2 separate regions of the Mus musculus genome follow, and region 1 is linked to region 2. A link is a loop called in an ENCODE intact Hi-C map of the cell type or tissue named here. Cell type or tissue: left cerebral cortex. All regions are shown on one strand. Each heading gives the region's core, and the rest is flanking DNA. Links, peaks and the distances in the headings are about the cores only. Region 1 has its middle 8.8 kb from the start of Gsta2. Region 2 has its middle 9.8 kb from the start of Gsta1.

Region 1 (16,058 bases), core at 5,357-13,356, 130 kb before region 2:
AAAGTTAGAGGCAGAAGGGTCAGGAGTTTGAGATCATTTTCAGCTACGTGGAGGTCAGCTTTAGCTACAGGAGATCCTGATTTCACACAAGCAAACACATAAACAGGTTGAGGGGACGGGGTTGTAGGAGATTTGATTGACCTTGCCCAGCATCTGTAAAGCTGTGAAGTTGATCACTAGGAATTCAAAAACAGGACTAGGTGGCACATAATACTCTTAACTCTTTGGGAGCTAGATCAGAAATTCAGGGTCATCTTTAGTTATATAGTGAGCTCCAGGCCACCTTGAGCTACATGCGATATTGTCTCAAAATAATTTTTTATGTTTCCCTCAGGAAATGATCATTGCTAAAGCAAGTACATGTTTGAGTCCGTGACTAAACACAGATGAAAGACTTCCTGTTTGGAGTATAAGGGAAATGTGTTTCCACTCGATTACAAAAAAGCTCTGTCTAAATTCGTGCTAGTGGCACACACACTTTTAATCCGGCACTGGGGAGGCAGAGGCAGGTGGATCTGTGAGTTTGAAGCGAGCCTGGTCTACACAGTGAGTTCTAGATCAGGCAAGCATATACAGAGAAGCCTTGTCTTACAACACTGTTATGCCAGGGAAATGTTAGTGATCCTCAAACACACACAGGAACCAATCTGATGCGACTCACAGCAGGGTCTTTATTCTATTCAAGCTTGCTCGGACCCCCCAATACACCACCACCACGCAGGATCGTTTTGGTGGTGTGTGTGTGGGGGGAGCAAAGAATATCTTATCAGGGCAAGGTTTTATAGTAAGCAGCAAGCAGGGAATACGTGTGCAAACAGCTAATTGGAAAGCTGCTGTGACTGTTAACATAATTGGCTGGTGCTGAGAGTCATATCATAAACTTCTGCTCTGTTCTGCATTGGTGGTCCTTAGGCAGGGGATGGGCTTGTACCCTGGAGTGGAGGATTGTTGGGGGAATAACTTAGAGACACTGGTCTTGTTGAGGGTGTAACCTGGAAACTCTGGTTTTACTGGGATTAGACTAGAGACTGGAGCTAGGCTCGGATTTTGTTGGAGGCAATTTGGGAGCTAATGCTAGGTACCAGCCTGTTAGTTTACCTGAGTTCAAACTTAGGTCAGGTGCTCTAAAATGGAGTCTGGACTTAAAAACTTTGGCATCTCACACCCACCCCCACCCCCCCACCCCAAAACTTTAGTCTGCCTTGCAGAATTCTATCAATACAGGAGGCTCTTGTGCCCCCTCATGGTGGAATGCCAGCAACCAAATTCTGTGTGCAGAGCAGGTCCTGTGTAGTGGAGTAGGTTATGGGTAGCAACACTTCAGTTTCAGAAAAAAAGCACATTTTGAATGAAACAGTATTGGACAGGATATTTCTGGAGATTTTGTCAACAGTTAAAATGTGAGAAAAATAGTGGAACACAGCAGAAAATGGAGATTCTCTGAGTCTGTACTGCATTGGAATCAAAGCCATTTTTAAAGTAACAACAAAGGCCCGAGATGAAGAACAGTCAGCTAACTTTTTGGGGGAGTCAGGGGGGTTCGAGACAGGATTATCTTATGCAGAGATCCACCTGCTTCTGCCTCTACCTCCCAAGCGTTGGTATAAAAGGCATGCACCCCCTTTGCCCCCTCTGGCCAGCATTTTTTTTTTTTTTAGCCAACTGTGGTGTCTTACCACAAAGAGCTGATCCATTTTTCTCCAGACACTTTAGACAGCAAACATTTCCCTCTTCAAAATCAAATTTCAGTTCTTCAAAATTAAAGCGACTTATTTTTTTTTAACCCTTCTGCTTCGTTTCCTTTTCACTATGCACAGCAGCGGTTTATATGAGGATATTTTCATGTAAGTGTACCAGGCACTTGGAGTGTGCCCCTCCCCATTTCTCCCCCTCCCCCTCCCATTATTCATCTTTGTCTCTGGTACAATTTCTGCTTCTTTCCGGTGTTGTGTACATCTGTTTTTTGTTTGTTTGCTTGTTGTTTGTTTGTTTGTTTGTTTGTTTGTTTTTGAGACAGGGCTTCTCTGTGTAGCCTTAGTTGTCCTGGAACTCACTCTGTAGACTAGGCTGGCCTCGAACCCAGAAATCTGCCTGCCTCTGCCTCCCAAGAGCTGGGATTAAAGGTGTGCACCACCCCCGCCCCGCTGTTTTTTTTTTTTATTCGATATTTTCTTCATTTACATTTCAAATGTTTGCTTGTTTTTGAGACAGGGTTTCACTATGTAGCCCTGGCTATCCAGGAACTCAGAGATCAGCCTGCCTCTGCCTCCTCACTGTTGGGATAAAGACATGCACCATGCACTGTGACTGACCATCTTTGAATGTCTATAGAAATCAAGTATTGCCACATGAGGAAAAAAACAGGAGGAAAAAAACAGGCACAGCTCGTCTTTCTGAGACTGGCTTAGTTTACTTAGTAGAATCCCATCTGCGGAAAGGATACAGATACTACTTTAAGGAATCAAACTGATTCTGGCCCCTCCCCTCCACTACTTAATTTTAAACTTACATACATTTTAAACAAACACTACCAGAGTGAGGCATGTGACCTGTGGGAGGTAGTGTACTTGGCTGGAATGGCGAGACCTTTCTTCAGTCTCAGCATCGCAAAGAAAGAAAAGCAGAAACTTAGCAAATACTTCATTCAAGTGGATCAACTCCCAGTGGGTGGCACCTTGCTTCTCAGCTAGCCCGAGTTCAGTTCCAGGGACCCTTGTTGTGGAAGGAAACAACTGACTTCCACAAGTTGTCCTCTGACACATTTGCCAGGGCACACAGTTATCCCCACTCCCATATAGACAGCTACTACACACACGCCCTAACATGATAGAAAATGTATTATCCGTTTCATGTTCATCTATTTTCTCCTTCCAAGCAATGAAAGAGTTTTATTTTCCTGTATACATTTCCAGGGTTATTTATTTATTTATTTATGGTTTTCAAGACAAGTTTTCTATTTGTAGTTCTGGCTGTCCTGGAATTCAATCTGTTAGACCAGGTTGGCCTCAAACTCAGAGATCTATCAGCCTCTGCCTACCAAGTGCTAAGATTAAAGTCATGTGCCACCACTTCAAAGCTTCCAAGGGTTTTTAAAAAGTGGTATTTATTTCCTAACTTCTCCCTCTCCCCCTCCCTCCCCCTCCCCCTCTCGGTATACCCCTCTCCCTCTCTGGAGAAGGTAGGGATCAGAGGATATCTTGCTGGAGTTGGACCTCTCCTTTCATCTGAAGGTTCAGGGGCTAAGATTCAGGACGTCAGGGCCTGGCTGCAAGCTGAGCCATCTTGCTGACCCTGTTTGGTTTTTGAGACAGGGTCTCATTGTTATGTAGACCAGTCTGGCCTTGAACTTGTGGCAACCCTCTCTCCTTAGTCTCCAGGTTGTTGGGATTATAGGCATGACCCACCAACCAGCCAGAGTTTCAGTTATAACAGAGTTCCAGTTATAAATGTATAATATGTTCCTCTTTCCCCATGTCAGATATTCCATTTAATTAGCTCTTTTTGAAGGGCCATTGGGTATTCGGACCTTTTGTCTTTACAGGTGTGTGGAATTCATTGAGTACTGTTGTTTTGTTTTCATGTCTGTAGGCTAAATTTCTAGGGGGAAAACTGCTGTTCTAAAAGCAGGAAGCTCCTGGGATTGGTGGGTAAGTGAACCACCTGTCTGGGATGCTCAGGGCCCTGGCTTAAGTCTCCAGCACCACTCCCAAAGCCCAGATAAACAAACCTCACTTGCTCTTACTTTTGCCAACTGTAACCACTTTCCTTCAGGCAAGGTGGCACCAATTTCACTCCCAGGAGAAATGCAGAGAGATTAACAGTTTCTCAACGCCCCCACCCAGGCAAACTTTTTTTTTTTTTTTCCTGAGCCCGTAGGTGCAGCATTCAGTGAATGCTCGTGAATCCTGGAGAAAAGCAGTCAGCAATGAAAGGTTGTCTATGGTAATGTTAACTGATGCTTGATGTCCAATACTGAACTGAGAAGCCAGTATTCAAAATCTGACCTTGGGAGGGTGAATGCTCTGTATTTGCTCAAAGCCCACCCCCCAATGCACACCACACTTCCTACAACAGCAAAGATTGACCTTGCCCATGAGAGTGTGTGCAATCGCTCCCAGAAAAAGGGAAATTCAGGAAAATACTGTGAATTCCATATGTGTGGCAGATGAAGAACAACAAATCAAAGTAAACCACAAAACCAGGAGCGTTCATTGTTGTGGAAATGAAAGCTGTCAGACCCTACTGTGGGCAGAGAGCTGTTTTCGGTAGGTGGTACAATGGAAAGCTGGCCCACCGGGCAGATATGGCTGTGTCACACATAAAATCAACTCCTTGGGTGAAGGAGGCTGGAAAACCTGAAGTTTAACCAGGGCTTTGCAAGAGGACCTACTATGAATCAACCCAAACAAAAAAATCCCAATACTACCTCCTTAAGAAAAGCCAAGCAAAAGGGCTAACCATAACAATAACCAAGGCCTTGGACATCTGTACAGTTGAGGAAATCAAGTTGTCAGTTGTGGTCCTGCTTCACTTCACATAAAACAAGAAACAATACAAAAACCAACCAACCAAACCAAAAACAGGGATTGACTCTTCAAACTGTATTTTATCCCCAGAGCCATCCTGAGTCTGTCTTCTATCTATCTTGTCTTTTGGCAGCAGCTTATCCAGGGAGGGAAGACAAAGACGGGCAGCTACTAGTTGGAACAGTCTTGCCCTTCTGGTCTTTGAGAATTATTGTGGAGCATTTTCCACAGAAGAAGACATGGAGAAGACAGTATATTCTCAGACACCAAGGCCATGTCAGCTAGCCTTCCTAATGAGCCAGTGTCTTTAGGATGACTTAGGTTGTAGGTTAGTAGGAAGCAGAAATGTGGTCTTTTTTTTTTTTAAAGATTTATTTATTATATGTAAGTACACTATAGCTGTCTTCAGATGCACCAGAAGAGGGTGTCAGATCTCATTACATCACGCATGGTTGTGAGCCATCCGTGGTCTTATAATACAAGATATGCTGTGTCCCTGTCACTGTCGTTCTATAGGTTGGTTTTTCTCTATTTTAGGTTTTTCCTTTTTTTCTTTTTTTTCCCCATCCCTTTTCCTTCTTGCTCCAGTCTGGCTCACTCCAGACCCTGCTTGCTCCGGGTCCATGGGTTTTTTTCAGTACAAAGTTTTTCTGTGTAGCCTCAGCTGTACTGGCCCTCAATAGACCATGCTGGATTCAAATTCAGCCTGCTTCTGCCTCCTGAATGCTGGAATTAAAGGTGTCTACCACTACTGCCCAACAAGTGTTGTATTCTGTATGTGTCTGTGTATACATGTATGTATACACACACACACACACACACACACACACACACTTCTCCCTGGTCCTCTCTAAAGGGAGGTTGACTGAAGGAACTGTCAGTCAGCCTGTCAGCCTCTTCAGAGGGGAGGGATCTGCCTCCTAGGCAAGAGTAACCAGGAGTCTGATGGATTATTTATTTATTATATGTACACTGTAGTCAGACACACCAGAAGAAATCATCAGATTTTGTTATGGATGTTTGTGAGCCACCATGTGGTTGCTGGGATTTGAACTCAGGACCTTTGGAAGAGCAGTCGGTGCTCTTAACACTGAGCCAGCTCACCAACAGTCTGATGGTTGGTACTCAGCACATGAAACTCCTGGGATTCGACCCTGGACTTTTCCTCTGTATGAACCTTAAGAGAGGAAGCAGAGCGCCACCTACCGGAGACCTAGTAGATACTGGGAGCGCAGTGTGACGGGATGGGACAGGGAGGGGTATACAGGTGTGTGGGATCCCCGCACCTTCCAAAGAGGTGGAAGAAGCTATGAGTTTGGGACAGAAGGTGATTTGCTAGCTGTCCAGAATCAACCAAGCCGTTTCGTTTTATCCTTGCCTTCCAGCTGAGCTCTCAATCTGGATCCCGATACTTCGTGGCCCTCTTTCCTACCCCTCCACTATTTTTACGGATTGATTTCCTGCTAATCCAATTTTTTTTGTTGTTGTTGTTGTTTTACGGAGCACAGAATCTAGGGCCTCCCACATGTTAGGCACCCAGTGTACCACTGAGCTAGATTTGAGTGTGTGCTTTGCCATCTCTGCAGGACCTGCATTGTGGGTAGAAAATAAAAGTAATGTTACTTAAAAACATGTTGGGAATTTGAAAGAACGTTTTCAGACAAGAGTACAGGACGCTATTTACATGGAGAAATTAAAAAACAATAAATTGTTTGATAAATAAATAAAAATACTTTTTTTTCGAGAGAGAGGGTTTCTCTGTGTAGTCCTGGCTGTCCTGGTAGTTTTTTTTTTTTAAATATATTTTTAATTTTTAAAAAAGATTTACTGTTATATCTACGAATATTCTGCATGTACACCTGCATGCCAGAAGAGGGTGTGAGATCACATTATAATGGTGTGAGCCATCATGTGGTTGCTGGGACTCGAACTCAGGACCTCCGGAAGAACAGCTAGCGCCCTTAACTGCTGAGCCATCTCTCCAGCCTCTTTATCTGGGTTTTTATGCCAGGGTAATACTGCATCGTAAAATACGTTTGAGAACCTTTCCTTCCTATTTCATGGAACAGTTTGGATAGTACAGATGTCGAATCTTTGAAGTTCTGGTGGAATTCTGCAGTGAATATCTTTGGTTCTGGGCATAGCTCACTTATGAGACTTTTCTTTTTTCTTTTTTTTTTTTTTTTTTAGGTTTTTCGAGACAGGTTTTCTCTGGCTATCCTGGAACTCACTCTGTAGACCAGGCTGGCCTCGAACTCAGAAATCCGCCTGCCTCTACCTCCCAAGTGCTGGGATTAAAGGCATGCGCCACCATGGCCCAGCGAGACTTTTTTTTTTTTTTGATTTATTTATTTTATGTATATGAGTACACTGTAGCAGTCTGTCTTCATATACGCCAGAAGAGGGCATTGGATCCCATTACAGATGGTTGTGAGCCACCATGTGGTTGCTGGGAATTGAACTCAGGACCTCTGGAAGATTAGTCAGTGCTCCCAACCATTGAGCCATCTCTCCAGTCCAAGAATTTTATTTCCTTAAATTTTTTATTTTCATTTTATGTGCATTGGTGTTCTACTTAGATGTGTGTGTGAGGGTGTCAGATCCCCAGAAACCAGAGTCACACCCAGTTGTGAGCCGCCATTGAGTGCTGGGAATTGAACCAGGGTCCTTTGGAAGAACAGCCAATTGTCTTAACCACTGGGCGATCTCTCTAGCTATTGTTATTATTACTGCTTCAGTCTTGTTGCTGGTTGCTAGTTAAAGTTTCCAATGCTGCAAAGAGACACCATATCCAAGGCAATTCTTATAAAAGACAACATTTAATTGGCGTCAATTTACAGGTTCTGAAGGTCAGTCCATTATCAGGCAGACGTGGCACTGGAGGGGCTGAGAGTTCTACATCTTCATCTGAAGGAGGCCAGGAGCAGACTGTGTTCTAGGCAGCTAAGAGGAGGATCTCAAAGGCCACCTTCACAGTGACACACTTCCTCCAACAAGGCCAAACCTCCTAACAGTGCCACTCCCTGGGCCAAGCCTATTCAAACTACCACCTTGGTGATGGATCAGTTTAAATGCTTAATTTCACCTGGCAGTGATGGTAGGTGCCTTTAACCCCAGCACCAGGGAGGCACAGGCAGGTGGATCTCTGTGTTCGAGGTCAGCCTGTTCTACAAAATAAGTTTCAGGACAGCCAGGGCTGTTACACAGAGAAACCCTGTCTCAACCAAACCAAAGGAAACCAAAACACAACAAACCTTTACTTTTTCCCCCCTGAGACAGTGTTCTTCAGTCTCCCTAAGTTTGGTTTGTGTACTTAGCTCAGTTTCTATTACTGTTGATATCAGCTTTATTCTATCCTGGTCAGATAGAATACAGAGGTGATAGAACATTTGCACATTTGGAGATGTTGATACTGCCCTTGGGATGCTAAAATTCTGTCCTTATTTGGGAAATTGGACAGTATAGAAGCAGTCTCAAACTCTAATCCCAACAAAAAATGACCTAGGTGTCATGTTAAAGTAGTTCAGTTGGGTTGGGGACCTACAACTGGATTTCCGATAAGATCTACTCATGCAGTCTTCCTAGACTGTGTTTATAAGTGTGTGTACCCACGTGTGCACGTTCTTGCGTCACATCTGCAGTTGAGATCCAAGTGCCCTGTACAGATGAACCCTCCACCTTGTGCAGAGGTGGTTCTATTCGTAGACTGCAGCAGAGCCATGTCTACCTGAGCATCCGCAGAAGCTGGCTAGACATGAGGTGTGACCAGAGCCACAGGCTGGCGTCTTCAGGTAGAGGAGGTGGGTGGTGGGCGGAGACACTCCTCTGGAATCAGTTTTCTTACTTTTAGACTCTAATTCTTTTGAAAACTACAAAGACTGGCCTTTAAAACTGCTGGGAGATGGGTTAGAGGTGGAGACATTCACACAGTGTCTGAAGGACAAAGACGGGAGGCAGCAGTGAAAGAATTACAAGCCCTGCTGGTCGCTCTAGGATCGCAAACGCCTTCTGAGGCGCATGCTCACCAGGCAGAGGTAAGCCTGTGCCATTTTAACATAGCGTCCATGGTCCATGAACTATTTCAGGCTTGAAATCATTGACCTGTAGCTTCAGGAATGGTTCCTTGACCTGTTTTTCCTACATGCAGGGACCTGTGACAATCCTTTGGGAGGAGGACAGACATAGCTATGATCACAGGAGGCCGCTGAAGAGGCTGTAATGAGAATAACCCCAAACTTCCACTAGCCTTTGCCTCTGCCAATTTTACAACAAGCCCAGAATTTACTCTTTTAACTCTGAGATCTGTGTGCCCTGTTATTCTTTTAAAAACACACTGTCCACAGGCTGCTTGGCACAGTTATAGCCACTGCATCTGTCTTTTGGTGACATGCAGTGACACTCGGTTCTTGATAAAGAATAAAAGTCACACAACCAGGGCTACATAGTAAGACCCTATCTCGAAAATAAAAGTCACAAATGTGCAAAGATTCTCTAGTTTGTTAAACATGCTATGAAACAGCCAAGTTTCTAAGGCCACATTCCAGCGAACATCTGGTGTTTTCCAAGCCTGGCTTCAGCCTGTCCCTGTAAGGCCCCACATTGACTTTGAACTTTGAGCTCTTGCTTCATGGAACTAACCACTCTTCACTTGGTTTAGTTATTGAAGGACCCCAGATACTAATCACCCGGACTTTGACTTTCAATAACTTTTTAAATTTGACACACTAGTTGCTTTTTATTATTATTATTATTATTATTATCATTATCATCTATCTATCTATCTATCTATTTATTTATTTATTTATTTATTTATTTATTTATTTATTTATTTATGGTTTTTCAAGACAGGGTTTCTCTGTAGCCCTGACTGTCCTGGAACTCACTTTGTAGATCAGGCTGGCCTCAAACTCAGAAAACCGCCTGCCTCTGCCTCCCAAGTTCTGGGATTAAAGGACTGTGCCACTGAAAGATCCTGACAGAATGTAAAAGGTCACAGAATCCCTGAAATTGGCAAGAAAGATGTCACTGTTAGCAGAACTAGCTTCACTGATTTAGAAAAATAGAGGTGCACAATGCTCTGGCCACTCCTTGAACCTGTGTGTCTGCCAATGTTTTGACTGTTCCTTGACCCATGTGTGTGCACACTGATGAAGCCCATTGCCAGGTGTTTGTGATATTGGTTGCTGAGAGAGTCAGAAAATCTCCCCAGCAATTACAGCCCGGTCAATCTTGAGTTGCTACACCTGCACCAGACTCTTTCCTTGTACCCCTCCCATACCCATTTCTTGGGAATAGACATTGTTTAGATCTGGAAATCCCCTACTCCCTCCTTCTCCTTTCCCCCCTGAGGGCCTATAAAAACTGGGACCTCTTTCCCCTCGAGGTTGACTCCTCTACCCCTGCGTGGGATATGAGTCATCCCTAGAGCTCTGGCTTTCCCCGAATAAAGCCTCATGTGGTTTACATCAAGCTCGGTCTATCATGAGTTCTTGGGTGTCCGCTATTGTTCTGAGGCCTGAGCGAGGGGCTCCTCTCGGAGTCTTTCACCACCACGCCTGGTACTATTTGCTTTTGATTGCATTTCATTTCTGACTAATAAATATTTATCTAGACGCAACTATTTCTTTTTGGTGAAGTTCTGTCTCTCTCTGGAAGAGAGACTCTTCCAGAACTCTAAGCACTCCCTTGGCCCCATGACCTGTTGACTCCCACTCTAGGGGCCCAGAGGCTGAGATTCCTGCAGTCTGTGGACACGCCCAACTCCTCTGCCCATGTCTGTCATACACACAAAGTATCCTGTGCCTAGCTGCCTGGGGACTTGTGTGCCATGTTGCACACACTCACATCTCACACTGGCAGCGTTCTGAGCTCTACTTTACCCCTGAAGCTCTGGGCTCAGAGATGAGGGAGTGATCAAGAGCTGGTGCGCACTTGAGACAGCGAGCTCAGAGTCCCAGGTTCTTCCTGTGCAGTTAGGAACTCTAGCAGCAGGAGACACCGAGCCGGTTGAATTGATGCACGCACGGCAAAGCTAATCCTGCGCTACACTGGCTATTCTTTTCATTTGATTTTGTGATACAAGAAGATGAACTTAAAGCCTCACACAGCTTTATCACTAGGCTGTATCCCCAGCCCTCTGTTTCAACCTTAGCTTATTATTATTATTACTATTACTATTATTAGTGTGTGTGTGCTTTTATGTTGCTTGTATATGCAGGTTCTCATATTTTCATAGAGGCAGAAGAGGGCATTAGATCTCCTGGAGCTGGAATTGTGACAGTTGTGAGCCTCCTGGAAACAAACCTCCCTTCCTCCTCTATAGCAGCAATCTCTCTGGCCATCATTTTAAAACTATTTACTTATGTTTTTAACTCGGGGACAGGGTTTTTTCTTTTCTAAAGATTTATTTACTATTATAGGTAAGTACACTGTAGCTGTCTTTAGAAGAACAGTCTTGTCCTTATGGCTCTTAATCACTGAGCCATCTCTCCAGCCCAGGGACAGGGTTTTGCTGTGTGTTTGTAGGTGTCCTGGAACTCCTTATGTGGATCAGTTGGCCTTGAATGGGCCCCTCCTGCTTCTGCTTCCCCAGGGCCGAGATTGCAAGCTTGTGCCACTGTTGTGCAGCAGTCGCCTTCCATCTGGAGAGAGGGCTCAGCAGTGAAGGGCACTTGTCCTAGCAGAGGACTCAAGTCCATTTTCCAGCACCTACATGGTGTAACTCCAGTTCCAGGTATCTGAAGCCCTCTTCTGTCCTCTGTGTGCACCTGGGACACACTGGTGTACATGGGTACATGCAGGCAAGCCACTAGTTTGAAGTAGTTTTTTTTTTCATTTATTTTATTTTATTGAGTGTATGGTGGAAGGGTGAAAAGGGAGGGGGGTGGCATCTTCCCATGCTGGGATGATCTGTGCCTTGGGAAGGAAGGCAGCCAGTCGGTCCAAACGGGTTAGTGTGTAGTCAATCGAGGTGCTTTATGGAAAAGATTTGGGGGCTGGTGAGACGGCTCAGTGGGTAAGAGCACCCGACTGCTCTTCCGAAGGTCCAGAGTTCAAATCCCAGCAACCACATGGTGGCTCACAACCATCTGTAACAAGATCTGACTCCCTCTTCTGGAGTGTCTGAAGACAGCTACAGTGTACTTACATATAATAATAAAATAAATCTTAAAAAAAAAAAACATTTGGTTCTGGCCTCCCATTTGATTCTCAAAGGGCAGTCTGAGAAGCCTTTTAGATTGTCAGGGAATCTATCTTTGGTGAAAGTATTCCATGGCCACTGTGTGCCCCCTGAGACTCCCGTTTACTCCTTCAGCTTAGTCCGGCCTTGCATAGAATTTGAAGGCACAGATAGAACTAGAGGCTGCTGGCACCTCTTCCAAATGACTAACTCCTGGTGACATGAATGATAGCAGCTCTCACTGTGATAGTTTAGCCCCTCCCCAAACCAGATTCTTGCAGGCAACACTCAGAAAGCAGAGGCAGACTGATCTCAGAATTCAAGGTCAGCTTGGTCTACAAGGCCAGTTCAAGAACAACTACTTACAAATACCATGCCTCAGAAAAACAAACAAACAAACAAAAAACCAAGGGAAAACAAACAAAAGGTCCCAATTCAAAGAATGAAATCTAAAGATGTTTGGATTGGAGTCCTCTTCTGGCAATTTGGTCTTTATGCATGTTTAATCAGCAAATGTGGTTCTCAGCAGGATGGGCATTTGACAGTTATCACTGGATTGGCAAAGCTCTCTTCCGGACTCTGCCCACACCCGACAACCTCGTGATCCACACACCCAAACAACAGGCAAAACATTCGGAGACATCTTGAAGTAGTTCTATATGAATTAAAACAAAGAAAGAGGGCTGGAGAGATGGCTCAGAGGTTAAGAGCACTGACTGCTCTTCCAGAGGTTCTGAGTTCAATTCCCAGCAACCACATGGTGGCTCACAAACATCTGTAATAAGATCTGACACCCTCTTCTGGAGTGTCTGAAGACAGCTACAGTGTATTTATGTATAATAATAAATAAATCTTAAAAAAAAACAAAGAAAGAAAGAAATGAAGAGAAAGAAAGAAAGAAAGGAAGGAAGAAAGGAAGGGAGGGAGGGAGGAAGGAAGGAAAAGAAAGAAAGGCAGAAGTCTTGGATCCAGAATAAGAAATAAATATAAACCCAGAATGGCTTTACTATTATAGTAAAGGAAGTATAGGAAGACTCCAAATATTTCTTTTTTTAAAAAAAGACTTATTTATTATTATAATTAAGTACACTGTATCTGTCTTCAGACACACCAGAAGAGGGCATCAGATCTCATTACAGGTGGTTATGAGCCACCATGTGGTTGCTGGGATTTGAACTCAGGACCTTCAGAAGAGCAGTCAGTGCTCTAGCCCACTGAGCCATCTCACCAGCCCCAAATATTTCTTATTGCATATGATCCTGAGAAATCACATGGTGAGGGAGAAACCGCATTAATTTACCTTATTTTGCATATATATACACATATGTAACATATATATAATATATATACATATAACACACACACACATCTTCAATCAAGTTATCTGAAAATAACAAGGAGGGCCTGAGTTGGCCCAGTTGGTCATTCTTCAGTGTTAGGTCACAGGGTCATTTGAGAGCGTTAAGGAAATCATAAGGTAAGGAGATACATATGTTTGAAATGGGGAAGTCTTACACAAGCTGTTTCTTATGCCAAAAAAGCTTACTAAAGAAGTGCAGCCGGGGCTGGTGAGATGGCTCAGTGGGTAAGAGCACCCGACTGTTCTTCCAAAGGTCCGGAGTTCAAATCCCAGCAACCACATGGTGGCTCACAACCATCCGTAACGAGATCTGACTCCTTCTTCTGGAGTGTCTGAAGACAGCTACAGTGTACTTACATATAATTAATAAATAAATAAATCTTTAAAAAAAAAAAAAAAGAGTTAAAAAAAAAAAAAAAAAAAGAAGTGCAGCCATTGTGTTGGAGGGGAACCTCTCAGAAGCAAAGGGGAGGGGTGATTGGGGGCAACATTTGTGATGTAAATAATAAAAGAAAACTAATTAAGAGACAAGAAGTACATCCATGTTATTTATTATGTTGAGGAGAGAAAGTGGGCAAGGACAGTGGAAGGAAGCTATCTTACACAGGGACAAAGTCAGCAGGAGGCTAATCACACAATGTTGAACAAAGGAAACAGATGGGGTGACTTGAACATTTCAGATGGAGCACACTGTGGCCTTGGGACTGATAATTGAGTCTCTTCATGAGAAAAGCCAAGTTCCCAGGAACCAAAACTCTCAATCCTTCAAGGCCAGGACTTCATCCCCAAACTGGCCTTGACAAGTCTACTCCTTAGCAAAGACACAGAACTAGGGTCTTTTTTGTCCTTTTACTGAGGCCTCTGATGAAGCCTAAAATTGGTCTACTCTCAATAAGGCCCAAGACACATTCCAAATCATGGCTAGCATTCTTCACGAGCACACCTTTTTTTCCCCCCATTAACTTTTAAGGGACTGCCGGGCGTGGTGGCGCACGCCTTTAATCCCAGCACTCGGGAGGCAGAGGCAGGCGAATTTCTGAGTTCGAGGCCAGCCTGGTCTACAGAGTGAGTTCCAGGACAGCCAGGGCTATAAAGAGAAACCCTGTCTCAAAAAAAAAAAAAAAAAAGAAAAAAAAAAAAAACTTTTAAGGGACAAAGAGAAACAGCCTCAGAGTGGTGTGACAAAGGGGTCTTGGTGTCTACATTAACCTTCACACTGGGGAACAGTATTTGGGGGTCTATACCTTTGAGCTTGTCTTTTCCATGTAAGAACTCTGCCCCAGGCTCTTGGGAGCATGGCAGAGCAGGCTATACCACCAAGCTGCACTCTCAGCCCCGTGAAACTTTTCTGAAGCCCAAGTAATTTTAAAGAACACATTTGAAGGACACATCAAATTTTTATTTCAGATAAAGTCCAGGAATTGCAACAAAGAGCTTGGACATTTGTTAGTCTGGTGGAGTAGCACATGATAAATCACTCAACTGTCCTTTCTACACCTGCACAAAGGGACACATCTCCAACACTCAAGGGAAGTTGGTCACATGCCCATCGTGGCCTTTCTGCCGCACACCTGGCCAGCCATGGGAACTTGGAACTAAAACTTGGAACTAAGCCCTGGAGAATTCTTCACTCAGGGTTTTTTTTTTTTTTGGTTTTTCGAGACAGGGTTTCTCTGTGTAGCCCTGGCTGTCCTGGAACTCACTTTGTAGACCAGGCTGGCCTGGAACTCAGAAATCCACCTGCCTCTGCCTCCAGAGTGCTGCACTCAGTGCTTCACTCCATCTGTAAAGGGACCTGGTGGAGGCAGTGCAGCATGCCCAGAGGATGGAGAGGAGAAGGATGGAGAGGATGGAGAGGAAAAGGCTGGAGAGAAGGAGGGCCAGCTGAAGAAACATGAGTGTGGAGCCTGGACTGCAGAGAAAGGCTAAAGTGCAGGCAGGCTTGAAGAACAGGGCCTCCACATGACCATAGGAAAATGGCACAGAACAGGCAGGCAGCTGAGCGCTTCCTTTCCAGGCTAGGACAATGCACTCAGCTCTAAGGCAAAGGCAGTCCTCAGCAGGACTCCTGACTCAGCCCTTGCTGTGCACTGTAGATCTCCCAGTTGTCTCTACTGGCATTGCTCTCCTGGGACATCTCCTTTCACCACGAGTTTCCTTCCCTCCTCTGCCATAGGCTGTCAGGCTGTGACAGGGACTCTTTCATGAGCAGTGTTCAAACACAACTCATCCCTGTGGCTGAGACCCTGTGTGCACATATGTGTACCATGAAATGCGGAATGGCTAGGTTGTCATCTGTTTTTAGCAAAGTGAAGGGTCCTTGAAGAACGAAATTCTATAGCTGAAGAGAAATTAGCAGTGGACACCAAGATAAAAAGAGGCCAGCCCTCCTTTCTGGTAGGGTATACAGCCTTAGGCATGTGACAGGCATCTCGGAGGCCAGCCAGATCATCAGGTAATGATTAATAACCAAGACCCATGAACCATGGATTAACTAAAATCATGAATCAGCTTGTGGGTGTGTGAGTGAGGTCAGCGAGAATGACCTTGTTGTGGATAAGAGCCCTGTCTGAACTTGGCAGGAAGGATCAGTAATTCTCACTAGCTTGGAAATGACATTGCTAATGGTGACAAAGCAACTTTCCCACAGGAGTAACTGCAGGGACTCACAGGCTGCACTGAGACCTAGAGCAGGCTGGACAGAATGTGACTGGTCACCAGATAAAGTTAAGTGTGAGCTGTGTCCGTCTTCTCTGCCCTCTGGCTCTTGAGTTTTTTAAATCAAAACAGGGCAAAGATTAAGACAGATATCATGCTATTTGCAGGATTTTAATATTAACATGCTTCATCAGATAAAACAAGCAGGGAGCAGTGTGACCTGTTGTGTTTAACTTAGCCTTGAATTTGAGACAATGCATTAATTCTGCAATTTAAGGCTCCTTAAAAAACCATCTCCCTAATTCAGCAGTTTAAAGTCAAACTTTGTTATGAG
Region 2 (16,058 bases), core at 3,576-11,575:
AGACTAACAAATGTCCAAGCTCTTTGGTGCAACTCCTGAACTTTCATCTGCAATAAAAACTTGATGTGTCCTTCAAATGTGTTCTTTAAAATTACTTGGGCTTCAGAAAAGTTTCACGGGACTGAGAGTGCAGCTTGGTGGTATAGCCTGCTCTGCCATGCTCCCAGGAGCCTGGGGCAGAGCCCTATCATGGAAAAGCTCGAAGGTTGGAGTCAGTTAATCTAGACGCATGTGACAGTTTATCTCTATGTGCCTATTAATCTATCTCTGTGTACCTGTTAATCTAGAAGTGTGTGACAGTTCATCTAGAAGTGTGTGACTGTTTTCTAGATGCCACCTCTGTGTTGTCACCTTTCTCTATGTCATTCTTTGTCTTCCCTCATGAGTTGGATATGTTGAGGGGTATTAGATATTTTTGTGCAAAATATCACATACTTGATGCTCTTTTCTGTGTGTGACTTCCATACACTGTCATGTTCATTACATAGGGTGTGAGTCTCTGTAGACTATAGGGATATCATCATCTTCTCTTGTCTACCTTGGTCCCCTCTTTGCTTTTTATTAGTCAGCACTTCCTGCTCCACTGAACCCAGCCATTTCGCCATGCGTTATTTGTTGGAAATAGTATTCAAAATGAGGAACTGGTCTCTGTGTGTACTTATTGCTTCTGAGGCCCTCATGGTCCTAATATGTATGTTTAAGCCACCCAGACATACAGATACATGTGCAATAACCCTATTGTATGTGTTTATCTGTACCATACACACTATTCTATGTACCATGATCCTAGCATGTGTGTTTAACCCACTCATACATACAAGTGTATGAGATACACATGTACTATACTAAGGAGTGTGTCTAACCCACCTACATCCAAGTTCTATATGCAATGATCCTAGACTGTATGATTTGCCATATATATATATATATATATATATATATATATATATATATAATTCTATGTACCAAATATGTATTTAACCCACTTACACATGATCCTAGCATGTGTGCTTTACTCATATATACATGCAGTTCTATGTGCAGTGATCCTAGTGTGTGTGATTTACCCACCTATACATGCACATCTACAGGCAATGGTATAGGGTGTACTTAACCCACCATGCTGTGGTGGTTTGAGTGAGAATGGTTCCCATTGGCTCGTATGCTTGAATAAATGGTCCCCAATTTTAGAACTGTCTGGGAAGGATTAGGAGGTGTGACCTTATTAGAGAAGGTACATCATGGGTGTGTGTTGGGGGGTAGGTTTAGGTTTTAAAAGTCCACACTATTCATAGTTAGCTCTCTACCGTGTGTTTGTTGATTCAGATGCGAGCTCTTAGCTTACTGTTCCAGCACCATGCCTACCAGCCCTAGTGCCTTGTTCGTCACTGTGACATTCATGAACTTACTGCTTGAACCTGAAAGCCCTCAATAAACTTGTCTTAAGTTGCCTTGGTCAAGATGTCTTATCACAGCAACAGAAGAGTAACTAAGACACACGTGTGCAGTTCTCCCTGCATCTCTTAATTTATTTGTACCTGAGTGATTTAAAATGATAAGTTCATACTGATATTAGCTTTTAAATCTAACCTATTTCATCAATTATTAATGCAACCCTATCTCTAATGGGTGACAAACCTAGCTTGATATGTGTAAATGCATGTCTTCACTCCCAGTAGGCATAGAAACATATGATTGTTATTAGTGCTTAGAGCAACAGACTAATGAGGTGTCTGTCAAGTATTGTTGTTGTTTTGTTTATTTTGTTGTAAACTGTCCATTCTCTGTTTAGAATGTTGCTTCCTGAGGGTTTTGAAGTGGCTTCTGGTCTGCCCTAACTCCTTATGGAGGGTTAAGTATTTGTTTGCAATAATGTTGGGTGTTAGCTTTGTCTTCCACTTTGGCACCCGTTTGCTTTTTGTTTATAGATTTTTTTAAAGATTTATTTATTTATTTATTTATTATGTATATGGGTACACTGTAGCTGTACAGATGGTTGTGAGCCTTCATGTGGTTGTGGGGAACTGAATTTTAAGGACCTCTACTTGCTCCAGCCCAAAGATTTATTTATTATTATACATAAGTACACTGTAGCTGTCTTCAGATGCGTCAGATCTCATTAAAGGTGGTTGTGAGCCACCATGTGGTTGCTGGGATTTTAACTCAGGACCTTTGGAAGAGCAGTCAGTGCTTTTACCTGCTGAGCCATCTTGCCAGCCCATGTTTGCTTTTTATTAATCACCATTTCCTGTTACACATTTTACCAAGGTCCAATAAGCTAGGGTCACAAAGAGTTGTGTCTTTAGAGAACCCTGTGTCTCGCTTTTCACCACAGTGGTGTTCCCAGCCATTTGGTTTGGCCTGCCCTATTCTTTATGGCATGCAATGTCATTGATTTCTGGCCTTTTCCCCTTTCTAAATTTACCTGTGTGCTTCCTCACGACCTCCTATTCTCTCACAAGGACAGCATGTTTTTGCGCTTCAGTAACTTTGCACCAAGGTCACAGAATTTTCACCCCTAAGTTCATAAAGAACTTCATTTGGGGGCTGGTGAGATGGCTCAGTGGGTAAGAGCACCCGACTGCTCTTCTGAAGGTCCAGAGTTCAAATCCCAGCAACCACATGGTGGCTCACAACCATATGTAACGAGATCTGACTCCCTCTTCTGGTGTGAATTTTGGAGTTGGGTGTGTATGTGTGGATCTTTGAGGTCAAGGAGTTAGTGAGGGTGAGGAGGTAGATCTTTGAGAGTTCAAGGCCAGCCTGGTCTACAGAGGGAATACCAGGACAGCCAGGGTTACACAGAGAAACTCTGTCTCGAAAAAAACTCACCAATAGTGCAGCACACCAACTCCCTCAGACCACAAGAGCTGGTGATTTCAGCAACTTAGCAGGTTCTGAGACACATCAGACTTTTGTTCTGGATACTTGGACCCTGTCCGTCTGCTTTCTGGGTGTGCTACCTGACACCTCCTCAGTGACCCACATCTTAAGCCAAGATCAAGTTTTCAGTCTCAGAGACACACGATCCATGGTTTTGGTGCCTGCTGATGTCCAGGCTGGAAACTTGCCATGGTTAAAGTACCCAGTCTCCTTACAGACCTCCCCGCTTTGTCCTCGGGCTCTCTGGCCAGTTGCTTTACTCACAGCCTGCCCTCTTGTACTACAGATTTTGCCAGCATCCTGCATCCAGAACTCTACCTTAGAGGCTCTGTAACTCTGTGCCATTAAACCTTCCAGGGAGCCATTATTGCCTTCAGGGTGAATCCCAGCTGTTTGTGAAGCCTGCGTGGGCCAGCGGTCATTCGAAGCCTTCCTCATCTCAGCCACTCTTCCTTCTAGACAGATCTCCATCAGAGCCTCTGCCCACCCGCCCTCCTCTGAGAGGCATGAAAACCCTGTAGTGTTGGCTCTCTCTTGCAACACTTCCGGCTTCTGGTTAACTCATGCTCGGGGAACTTGTCACTGCCCGCTGGAAGTTTCTCCTGACATACACAGACCTGGGACAGGCGACAGCTCCTTCTGGGTGTACTATTTATAAGCTGTGCCTTTGCATTTAGACTGCTTGAACTGAGATCACGGCACTGGCGTTTGGCTCTGTGCTGTCTTGCTGGTATGGGTTTCCTATCCGTGGAGAGGGAAGATGGTAACATGCATTTTATAAGGTTATTGTGGGAACTAAAGTGGTCAGGAACTGAGTGTTAATCATGGAACCCCTATTTGCAGCCATGTTTCCTACACAGCAACCTTTAATCTGATAAGACTGTAGACACTGGGGAAAAATTATACTAATATACATTCCCTTGAGTAACAATGAACTGTTTTTCTTAGGGTCGTTTAGTTAGATGTTATGTGCAAGTGTGTGTGTGCTTATGAATATCTCTGTGTATTTTGTCTTTTTTGTCACTTCTGTGCATTAATTTTATGCTGTCATGGAAATTCAGGGAAAAGGGTAATGTAATATTTTAATGAGCTTTTAATGAAAAGAACCAGTATGTGTAACTGCTCTGTCCAATTATATGAATACAAGAACATATGCACACAAATATTGTAAGGAACATAAAATAATATGCATTAGATTTGAGAAAGTGTTGAAAATTAATAGTCTTTTAAAATATACTAGAATTTTAATATAATATAATTTTGCCCATAATAAATTAATATTAGGAAAAAAGTCATGAAGCAAATGGACCTGCCTATGTTAGCAAAGTCAGGGAGCCAGGTATCGAGGAGGAAGCAGGAAGCAGAAAAATCCCTTTTTTATTATTATTATTATATAGCCCTGTTCAGCGGGCCATGGTCCAGCATCTGCAGCTTAGTGTAGCTCTGTGTGATGCTGTGTCCCACAGTGTAGGTAGCCTTTCATAACATAGGAAGCAGAAGGGTCAGACTGAGCCATTCTAGTGGCACAAGCTGTAATCCAAGCTACCTGGGGTACTGAGATGGATGCCAAGCTAAGTGTAGTCTAGCCTGGGCAAATCAGCAAGACCCCATTTCACAATAAAATGAAAAATGGTGCCCCATGCCTATAATCCTAGTACTTGTCAGGTGGAGCAGGAAAGGTAATTCCATGGCTAACCTGAGCTACACACGGAGTTCCCAGCTGGCCAAGGTCACATGGTAAAGCCTTGTCTTTTCAAGATACTTAAGATGGAGGCTGAAGAAACAGTCCAGAGGTTAGGTGCTCTTTTAGAGATCTGGGGTTTGTTTTCCAGTATCCATATAAGGTAGTAACTACTGCCTGTATTTCTAGCTCCAGAGGTTCCAATGCTAATGCAGAAAGGCACCTACACACACACACACACACACACACACACACACACACACACACATACACACACACACACACACACACACGCACACTAATAATAAGCTAAGGTTGAAATAGAGGGCTGGGGACACAGCCTAGTGATAGAGCAGTATGAGGCTTTAAGTTCATCTTCCTGTATCACAAAATCAAAGTAAAAGAATAGCCAGTGTGACGCAGGATTAGCTTTGCCGTGCGTGCATCAACTCAACCGGCTAGGTGTCTCCTGCTGCTAGAGTTCCTAACTGCACAGGAAGAACCTGGAACTCTGAGCTCGCTGTCTCAAGTGCGCACCAGCTCTTGCTCACTCCCTCATCTCTGAGCCCAGAGCTTCAGGGGTAAAGTAGAGCTCAGAACGCTGCCAGTGTGAGATGTGAGTGTGTGCGACAGGGCACACAAGTCCCCAGGCAGGATACTTCGTGTGTAAGACAGGCACTGGCAGAGAGGAGTTGGGCGTGTCCACAGACTACAGGAATCTCAGCCTCTGGGCCCCTAGAGTGGGAGTCAACAGGTCATGGGGCCAAGGGAGTGCTTAGAATTCTGGAAGAGTCTCTATTCCAGAGAGTGGCAGAACTTCACCAAAAAGAAATAGTTGCATCTAGATAAATATTTACTAGTCAGAAATGAAATGCAATCAAAAGCAAGTTCTGGGTTCAGGAACAAAGGACTCGAAGTCAAAATCTCATGTCGTCTGCAGTTGAGGTCATCTGAGTTCAGTAAGACCAGGTGGAGATGGTCAGTGCCAGGAAGCAAGAGGTCAAAGTTCAAAGTTAATGTGGGGGGCCTTAAAGGAACAGGCTGAAGCCAGGCTTGGAAAACACCAGATGTTCACTGGAATGTGGTCATAGAAACTTGGCCATTGTATAGCACACCTAACAGATTAGAGAATCTTTGCGCGTTTGTGACTGTCATTTTTGAGGTAGGCTCTTACTATGTAGCCCTGGCTATGTAACTATCATTCTTTATCAAAGTCACCAAAAGACAGGTACAGTGGCCATGACTGTGCCAAGCGGCCTGTGGAACTTTCGACACTCTAAAGTGCGAACAGGGATGTTTATCTGGAAGGTCTTGAAGTTGCTGGCTGAGCAGAAGCTGGAGTCTTCCTCGAAGTTCTTATCCCACGGTGGTGTTTTGTACCTCATTTCCTCTTCCCTGTCCTTCTCTGTTTCCCTCAGAGTCCCCCTCGGTTCCGTGATCCCGCCAGAAGTCACTAAACAGCATTGACTGACTGTATACTCCTCTCTATGACATTTAAGATGTTTTTAAAACTCAGACTGTCTTAGAAAGAAAGGTCACATCTCAGGAAGTCACATGACAGTATTTCCAGAGATGACTGGCTTGTGCAAACAGCGATGTTTGTATAAGGACCCCGTGAGTTCCACTGCTGTCTCCATCAGGGATAGACCCTTTACCACACCGTGAATTTTCAGCCCTTACAAATCACATCCAATAGCAGGAAGGGACGATTCTCCAGAGTATCTCCCTCTTCTGGAAGCTCCTTAGCTGAAGTCATTTTTTATGGTATTTAGGCTACATTGAAGACCAGCAAATAAAGAAACAAAGGATGTCCTCTCTCTCTCTCTCTCTCTCTCTCTCTCTCTCTCTCTCTCTCTCTCTCTCTCTCTCTCTCTCCCTCTCTCTCTCTCTCTCTCTCTCTCTCATTTGTTTGTTTTTGAGACAGGATCTCACTATGTAGCTCTGGCTGTCTTGGAACTCACTATGTAAACTAGCCTTGAACTCATAGAGGTCTTCCTGCCTCTGGATCCCAAATGTTAGAATTAAAAGAGTGTACCACTGTGCAAGGTGTATTATGACTCTCTTGAAACAACCACATTTCGCGGTGGAACTTGGAAGAGACCAGTTTTGCTTATACCATGAAGAGTTCTGTTAGATGACTTCCCTCTTCCAGGATCCCATCTCTCAGTCATCTGACCAAACTCACTTAGGGTCAAGCGCTACCTAAAAGATGTTAAGAGATCTCTTTATTTAATTTATTTTATGTACATTGGTGTTCTGCTTCCATGCCTGAGGACGTCAGATCCCCTGGAACTGGAATTACAGACAGTTGTCAACTGTCGTGTGGGTGCTGAGGATTGAACCTGGGTCCTTGGGAAGAGCAGCCAGTGCTCCTAAGCACTGAGCCATCTCTCCAGCCCTGTTATCTTCATTTTGCAGAGAAAGTGCCAGAACTTCAGACGATAAAGACTCACTTAGTAATCCGCTGGTCAGCAAAAGCTGGATCTCCAGGCTTCTGAAGCCAAAGTCTAGGGCTGCCTCATCTTGCCACTGTCTCTCACCCACAGTGGGCGGAAGAGGCAAAGCATGCTCAAGGGATTAAGGACATGACAAACACTATGGCCTTCAACAGAAAAAGAGGGTGTCAAACCAAAACGAGCAGATGTGAGAGGGCTCCTGTGGTAACCACTGCAGTGATAAAAAGTTACAATATTCGCAGCTGGAGAGCTTACCATTCTATTTGGAAGACCAAAATCATTTGTGTATGTGGGAGAACAACTAATATGAAAGCAGCTGTAAATGCTAAGGGAGAAAGGAGTCACTCTGTGTGTGTCTGTCTGTTTGAGTGCCGTGTGTCTGTGTGCATGAACGTGGGTGATTGTGTGCGTGTATGCATGCATGTGCATGAGTGTCCGTGCTTGTGTGCTATACAAACCACATCTGCAGTTGAGATCTGAGTGCCCTTTGCAGATGATCCCTCCACCCTGTGCAGAGGTGGTTCTATTTGTAGACTGCCGCAGAGCCATGCCAACTTGTGCATCTACAGAAGCTGGCTAGACATGAGGTGTGACCAGAGCCACAGGTTGGTGTCTGTGGGTAGAGGAAGTGAGTGGTGGGTGGAGACACTCCTCTGGAATCAGTTTTCTTACTTTTAGACTCTAATTCTTTCAAAAACTACAAAGACTGGCCTTTAAAACTGCTGGGAGATGGGTTAGAGGTGGAGACATTCACACAGCGTCTGAAGGACAAAGATGGGAGGCGGCAGTGAAAGAATTACAAACCCTGCTGGTCGCTCTCTAGGATCGCAAACGCCTTCTGAGGCGCATGCTCACCAGGCAGAGGTAAACCTGTGCCATTTTAACATAGCGCCCGTGGTCCGTGAACTATTTCAGGCTTGAAATCATTGACCTGTAGCTTCAGGAATGGTTCCTTGACCTGTTTTTCCTACATGCAGGGACCTGTGACAGTCCTTTGGGTGAAGGGCAGACATAGCTGTGATCACAGGAGGCCACTGCAGAGGCTGTCGTGAGAGTAACCCCGAACTTCCACTGGCCTTTCCCTCTGCCACTCCTACAACATGCCCAGAATTTACTCTTTTAACTCTGAGATCTGTGTGTCCTGCTATTCTTTTACAAACACACTGTCCCTTGTCTTAAATTTATGTATCATCATGCTTTGGATTGCATCTCTTATGCAGAACCCGATGTACGTGGAATTTAACAAAAGGTTTGTGCTTTTCTAGTGTCAGTATAAGCACCAAGAGCTGATAGAGGCCATTCCTCCCCAAGGTCCGATGGTGAAGTGGGCTCCTGGGCAACGCCACTCATTTTCACAGTCCTTGTGAATGACAGGGAGTGCAGAAGACTGTCCCTGCACAACTTGCTTTCTGTCAAAATTACTTTTCTTCCCAGCACCTTCTTTGCAAACTTGTATGCAACTGGGTCAAGAGTCACAGAGCAGTCAGTGACTGAAAGGTCATTTTGTGATCACTTGTAGAAGGTGTGGAGGAATATACAGGTCAGAAATGTAATGCAGGTGATCTAAATGAGTCCTTAGAAGATAGCACCGTCACATAATTACTTTGTTACATTTATTTCTTTACTTACTCCTAGCTTGGATTGGCTTTGTAGTGCTTGCCACCTTCCTACTCCCATCCCTTAACTACTCTTCAGCATGATTTATTATTTCCTGTAGCTTCATGGATGACTTTATCTTTGTCTTTAGTGAAAAGATTCATTCAAACAGAATGTAGTGCTGTTTCGGTGGTTGTGACTCCTTCTGTTTGTGTCTATCATGGTGAGTTTGTCCTTCAATAATAACAGATAGTTTTGCTGGGTATAGTAACGTGAGTTCGAAATTATTGTCTTTCAATACTTGGAATACAATATTCAGTGAGTTCCTTGCTTGAAAGGTTTCTGTTTAAAAAAAAAATCTGTTGTTTTTCTCATGCATTTGCCATTGCATGTGACTTAAATACTTTATTCATGCAACTTTGAATATCTTTTTTTGTTCTGTATGTTTAGTGTTTTTAACTATAATGCAACATGGAGGTTCTTTCCTTTGTTTGCCCATCTGGTGTTCTATATGTCTCTTGAGTCTGGATTATCATTTATTTCTCTAGAGAAATTTTCTCCTATGTGATTCTACTGAATATATTGTTTATGCCTTTAGACTATTCTTTCTTTTCCAGACCCACAATTTGTAAATCTGGCCTTTACCTGCTGAGCCATCTCCACGATCCAAATTTTGTCTTCTAATGGTTTATACTACAGAGCCCAAATGTTCACATTTTCTCTTTTGTTTGTACTCTATTTTATCTATGTTGTCTTTTGTTCCTGATAATCCATTCTATAGAATATAGTCTATTGATGAGGTTTTAATGAGTATTTTTTAAAACTTACTAAACTTTACATATATAAAATTTCAACAATTTGATTATCTTTACTATTTTAATCTCTTTATTGAAGTCTTGTTTCATTTCCTGTGGTGACTTTATTATTTTACTCAGTTATTTGTTTGCATTATCTTTAACTTCACTTAGGATTTTATCACATACTCTCTGGTTTCAGTAAACATTCTTATAATTACATTTTTATCATATCTCTTAATGAATTTATTGGTTTATTATTTGTGCGCACAAATGCCATGGCATGGATGTTGAGATAAAGGTACAACTCATAGGAGTTTATTCTCTCCTTGCCATGTGGGATGCAGGGGTTGAACCCAGGTCATCTGGCTTTGTGGCAACGGCCTTTCCCTGCATGTAGAAACATCGTAGGCAGCCAACAAAAGCATGAAGCAGGGAAAGAGTTCTTTACTCCCACTATAAGCACAAAAGCAAGCAAGCAAGCAAACAAACAAACAAAACTTAGTATGCTCTGAGCATGGCAGCTTATAATCATTCTTTAAATCCTTTGTCCTGGATTTTGGCTAATTTGCTCTTTGGAGGAATTAATGTGGACTCATTATTTTGGGGGGTGTTGTGCTTCTCTGGTTGTTCCTGTTTCTTACGATATTGGGATTTACTCATCTAGGGTTATGTTGTTGCTTAAATTTCTCATGGTTTTGTCTTTTAAAAATCATATACATTCTTTTTTATCTATTTATCATATGAATTGATGCTTTTCAAATGTCTAAGTAGGGCTAATTGTGGCAGACATAAGGTGCAGAGTTCAGAATTTAGATCTTCAGTCTCTGTGTCCCCAGCAGCTGGTATCATACCTGTATTACGCCCAGGGTAGAGCAGCAACAGTTCAGGTAACTGCCACTGCTGTGTACACCAGGCCAATGTTGTTTTACCCACTGAGAAGCGGCGGTCCCTTTAACTTCAATAGCTGTTGGAATATAAACACCAGGGTAGTGTGGTGCATAGGATCTTAGTTACTAAGATTAGGTGTGGAGGGAAAGCATTCTGTGTAAAGCCATGGATCAGTGTTAGATCTACTCAGAAAAAAAGTGTGTGAAGTGACTGCGGAGGGAACGTTGTGAGAGTGTTGGGCTCCAGACACTTTAGCGATTATTACACTATAGAATGTTGTAGTTAAGAAATGAATAATAGGAAGGATTGGAGATGAGAAAGAAAGAAAAAGAGGTTTCGAACAAGAAAGAACTGTGGGTTGTGGACGGGGAGGAAAGGGGAATGTACTGTTTACTGAAGTGTTGCTGTGGCAATCGTGAACCACCTTCGTTTGTTCTCTTCTGAAAATGTCAGTTTTTTCCTCTGTCAAATTTAAAGGATGTCTTTTCTGTATATAAATATTTGTGATAGACAGGTATATACTTTTCAGGGCTTGAAATGTATCAGTTGCTTTCCTGAATGTTAGCACTCCTTTTGAGAGCTCTGATAGACTTGCTTTTGTAGATAAGTTTATGGTTTTCTTTTATGTAGCCTTTGTGTGTGTGTGAGTGTGTGTGTGTGTGTGTGTGCGCGCGCGCGCGTGCATGTGTGCTCACATATGTGTTTTTATGTGTGTTAGGATATGTAAATGTGTGGGTGCACATACCTGTGTGTATTCCTGCAGAGGCCAGAGGTGGATGTTAGGTGTACTGCTCTATCACTCTGAAAATATTTTAAATATCCACATTTTAAATTATTTACCTTATGTATTGGTGTGTGTGAGTGTGCACACATGCATGTGCTGTGGTGTTCATGTAGTGGTCAGAAGACAATTTTATGGGCTTTTTCTCTCCATCTTTACCTGGGTTCTGGGGCTCAAACCCAGGTCATTGGACTTGCATGGCAAGAACTTTCCCTTCTGATCTTAAATATGCATATGCTTCCCTACTGACGATAAATATATACAACAAAACATTTAATTTGGCATTTTCAAAGTTAGATGGTAAAAAGTCTCTTAGAAGAATACTCTAGCCATCTTCAGAGTCTGTGTACATTACCAGGGAATTAATTTCATTATAATTCAGTAGACGGAAAGGGAGAGTAAAGTTAACATTAATGGATGATCTATGAGTAATTAGGAATACAGAGCACAGAGATTACACAACTCTGAAATTCCTTAGTCATTGACTGAAGGTCGTGCTACAGTAGGATCTGAACTTTGATTGTACATACACGTTATCAAAATTGTCTTTCTATTAAGTAACTTTTCCCAGTTGCAAATATGGGGCTTCCAGAGGCCCAGCCAAGACAGGGACAAAGGTGGACATAAGTTTTGCTGGGACAACACAAATGAGGCCAAGAGATTAGATTATTTGCTGTGGCCCACACCTATTTTTATCATTCACTGTGATATCTAACAGTGACTCTCCCTTCTACAAACAACCTAGGCATAGCTAATAGAATCGCATTAGCAGAGAAGGGCATTAGAGTTCAGAGCAAAACGGAAACTTGACCATATTCAACTTCTTGAGTATTGGATTCCTTCTCCTGGCTTAAAGTCAGGGCTACTCTACCCTACTCTGGAGCCCTACTCGCTCTGTGTGCTGTTCTTAAAATACCTGTTCCATAGTTACCCAGCTAAACTAATTGACTAGCACAATTCCACATGGACATGGACAGAGGCATGCCCTGTCAGGTTGACAATATGAACCCCCACACAAAAGAATGTGCTTATAATTTTAGGCTAGTATTGCAAGTAACATTTTCACCTAGGAAAATGTACAATTAATAATAATTTTTCTGTTATTTTTATTAGCTATTTGCCTGAAACTCTTTTTTTTTTAACAGACTGTTCTCAGATGTATTTGGCAATCAGATATGAAACCATTTTTAGAAGATCATAAGCTTCCTGTATAGCACCACACTCTTTTTGTTGGATATACAGTAAATGTGGTCCATATGTTCTTTAATCCTCCAGCCAGTCTCCAAACCTCAACAATGGCTTGGCAAGACAGGCCCACTCACACCATAGTGGCAAGAAGAACATGAGAATGATCAACCACTTTCTTGGATTTAATTCCCATTCCACAAGGTGAAGCCTATCCCTGGTACCTTTACTGTGTCAAGAACTGGTGGGTAGACAGGTCACAGGCCCTAAGGGGGAAACCTACGACTCTGCTGCTGCTAAATGGACATAGTATTAAACTGATTCCTGGTACTTACACACAAATATAAGTATGGGTATGACTCTCAATTCTCATCAGAGGAGATTCTATTTGCTGTAGGTGGTAAATAACACAGGGGCTTCCAACTAGTCAAGATGCAAAGAACAAGAGACCACAGAACGCTCAGCCCCAAATGGAAGGTCTCCCCAAAGTTCAGGGATCATTGCAGAAGTGGGGCAGAAAGACTGTAATAGCCAGAGGCAGTGGTCAATCATAAAGAAATAGTGTTTCCTGAGCACAGCAGGGAAGCTGTATATATGAACTCACAATGGTTCTGGCAACATACACAAAACCTGTGCAAACTCAAGGCAGACAAAATCCCAGCAGAGAGAGGGAAAGTAGGCACAAAGTCACATACCCAGCTGAGTGACTATTGGCTATGGATGGCTACTGAGAGAGAACCAATTGTCTCCAAGAGTGTAACCTCTGGATAAGTTGACCACTGTGGTGATTTGAATAAGAATAGTCCTCGTAGGCGTATATGTTTGACTGCATGGTTTCTAGTTAGTGGAACTATTTGGGAAGGATCAAGAAGCGTAGCCTTGTTGCAGGTGGTGTGTCATGGGGGGGGGGGGGATTTGAAGTTTCAAAAGACTTGTGCCATTCCTAGTATCACTTTCTCTGCCTTGTGGTTGTGTCTCAAGATGTGAGCTCTCAGCTTCTGCTCTAGTGCCATGCCTACCTGCCTGCCTACTGCTATACTCCCCACCAGGATGGTCATGGACTCTAACCTTTTGAAACTGGAAGTCCCAAATTAAACACCTTCTTTGATAAGTTGCCTTGGTCATGGTGTTTTACCACAGCAATAGACGATTAACTAAGATAGCCACTATCCAGTACATACGTCCAACAATACAAGGGCCTGGAGAGATGGCAGAAGTTAAGAGCAGCCTTGTCCCAGCCTGCTAATGGCCATGGTCCCCTGCCATGGTCCTTACTTTGTATGACTCTCCTTCATATTGTTCCCATGGAGTTTTTACCATGTGTGAATGTCGTTGAGAAGAACTCTAATGTGTGCCAACCTCATGCTACCAGCCTCTGCTTTGGACTATTACTGAAACAAAGATGTCCCATCTTTTGGGGATGAGGAAAATAAATGAAATGTCTCTGGGTTCCAGTCCTTCAAAATACTTGTTGAAATGACTAGAGTGGTTTTGGGTTGTTGTTTTGTTTGTTTGTTTGTTTGTTTTTGGATTTTTTTTGTTTTTGTTTTTTTTGTTTTTGTTTTTTTCGAGACAGGGTTTCTCTGTGTAGCCCTGGCTGTTCTGGAACTCACTCTGTAGACCAGGCTGGTATTGAACTCAGAAATCTGCCTGCCTTTGCCTCCCAAGTGCTGGGATTAAAGGCGTGCGCCACCACGCCCGGCGACTAGAGTGGTTTTGGAACCTAGAGCCACTTGGAGTCACCACTTACCCCTGCTGGGATCTAGAGATTTTTAACGTGTTCAGATCAGGATCATTTTCCCTGAAAACCAGTCACAATGCGAGTTGACCCACACTCTTTTAGCGGGCAAGACACACTCTACTGAAGGAGGAAGCTTTAACCGTTTCTGCTTTGAAGGAACTGCCAGTCAGCTATTCCCAGAGATGTTCAAGGGGGCCTTCACCGACAGGTGTACAGAGGTCCTGACCTCAATGGTGTCTGCCTGGCCCTTCCCATGCCTTCCTATAGGAGCCCTGATAGAGGACCCTCACCTGGAGACTGAAAGCACTGCTTGAAGGGTTGAATGCCCTGGTCACATGGAAGGTTCCTTCCAGTGGCTGCAAACTCAGAGTGTTTGATTTGAGGAAGAATGTGCACCGTGACCTCTGGAGTATACAAGCTGGATCCCGTGGAGATAACCGGTCACCACAGATCATGGCACAGAAGCAGCCAGTGGAGATCTGTCCTGGCCCTGGGAGGAAGATACATCTCAAGGTGGTAACCGATGTTTGAACTAATGAAGGCCAGTTTTGATGAATGGACCATATACTTGTTGCAGTGGGTCCAGCAGAGAAAATGTTCCATTCATCTGTGCTGTAGGAAGCTCCACAGTTGTGCCTCCCCAGTCTCTACTGTGATAAAGATCTTTAAATTGGTGGATTTAAACTATATCCTGGAGCTACGGCTGAGTCAATGGTGGCTTGAATTCCTGGTAGACCTTGTTCCTCACCTGGAGGGGATGAGTAACCTTCACACGCTCACGCCTGAGGGAATGAAGCCCTGAGGGAATGAAGCCCTGAGGGAATGAAGCCCTTCAGTTTTACTGCTTGTGAAGACCAGGAAGATGAGCGGCAAAGCACGTTGCTGTCTCTGTACTCCAATGTCGTCTGTCTCCAGAATCTCTATTTGAGTGATAGCTACCTTCTAGAAGACTCCCTTGACAAGTGGCTCAACTGCCTGACCACCCCCTCGGAGACCTTGTCAATCACGGACTGCCCTCGGCTCTTACAGTCAGACTTCAAGCGCCTGCCCCCTTGTCTGAATATTTGTAAGCACAAGCATCGGAACCTGAATGCTCTCTTTCTATCTGATGTAAGCCATGAGCTTCCAGGGCTCATCCCTGGGAAAGTCTCAAGTACCCTGCAAACTCTGGAACTGGAGCCATGTAGAATAAGGGCTGCTCATTTCTCATTTCAAAGCCCTCTTGACTGCCCTGAGCCAATGCTCCCAGCTCCTCAAAGTCAACTTCTATCATGATCTCTCTCTGCTTGTCCCGAAGAACTTTCTTTGTCACACAGCCACGCTGAGCCAGCTGGCCCAGGAGCTGTACCGCACCCCTCTGGGATGCTATGAGGGTATCAAGATACTTAAACACAGATTTAAGCAACTTTGTCCAGAGCTGCTGGACATACTTAGGGGCCAAAGGCAGCCTAAGGAAGTCCCCTTTGCTACAAGTGCCTGCTTGGAGTATTTACATTCCTGCTACTATTATTGTAAACTGGAGGCCACAGATTGCCTTTGTCAGTAAGTAGAATAAGGTTGCTTCTGGTACCAAGAATGGAGCACTGTGTATGTGTATGTCCTTGTTTGCATATAATAAAGATGTTGAGCTTTTGAAAGAAAGAAAGAAAGAAAGAAAGAAAGAAAGAAAGAAAGAAAGAAAGAAAGGAAGGAAGGAAGAAAGAAGGAAGAAAGAAGGAAAGAAAGAAAGAAATGAGTAAAGATGAAAAATGGTGTTTCTGGTGCTTTGGACTTAGAGCAGTGGTAGTGTACCGGGCAAACACATTCGAGGCCCTTCATTGTTCAGTCCCCAGCACCAGAAAGAGACTTACATAATTCCCTGGCAAACTTTCAACTGAAATAGTTTCATTTTAACTTAATGCAACTCTTCAACTTTGATTCTTTCTGCACCGACCCCCCCCATCCTACTTTTTCATTGACATTTTTACTTCCCATTAAGATTCATAGTAGCCTCATGTATAGCTACACTGATCGCTTCCATGGGTAGTTGGGAAAGAAATGGAGAGCAGTT

The links. Peaks named below come from ENCODE experiments on the same cell type or tissue, not always from the same donor. Only the 100,000 strongest peaks of a DNase experiment are listed, where the experiment ranks them.
Region 1: it touches region 2 in a loop (16-fold over the local background); 2 of 42 quality-filtered maps call a loop at or near these places.

What each region holds. Positions count from the first base shown.
Region 1 is chr9:78,347,918-78,363,975 of GRCm38, reverse strand. No RefSeq gene overlaps it. Among named protein-coding and RNA genes, the nearest start is that of Gsta2, 8.8 kb to the right of the region's middle. RefSeq lists a cis regulatory region at 1-5,043. In left cerebral cortex, for the core only: a CTCF peak has its summit at 5,743 (motif pointing left); a DNase peak (open chromatin) is centred at 5,718.
Region 2 is chr9:78,212,877-78,228,934 of GRCm38, reverse strand. It overlaps the pseudogene Gm3126. Among named protein-coding and RNA genes, the nearest start is that of Gsta1, 9.8 kb to the left of the region's middle. In left cerebral cortex, for the core only: no CTCF peak of the experiment used is centred there; a DNase peak (open chromatin) is centred at 7,603.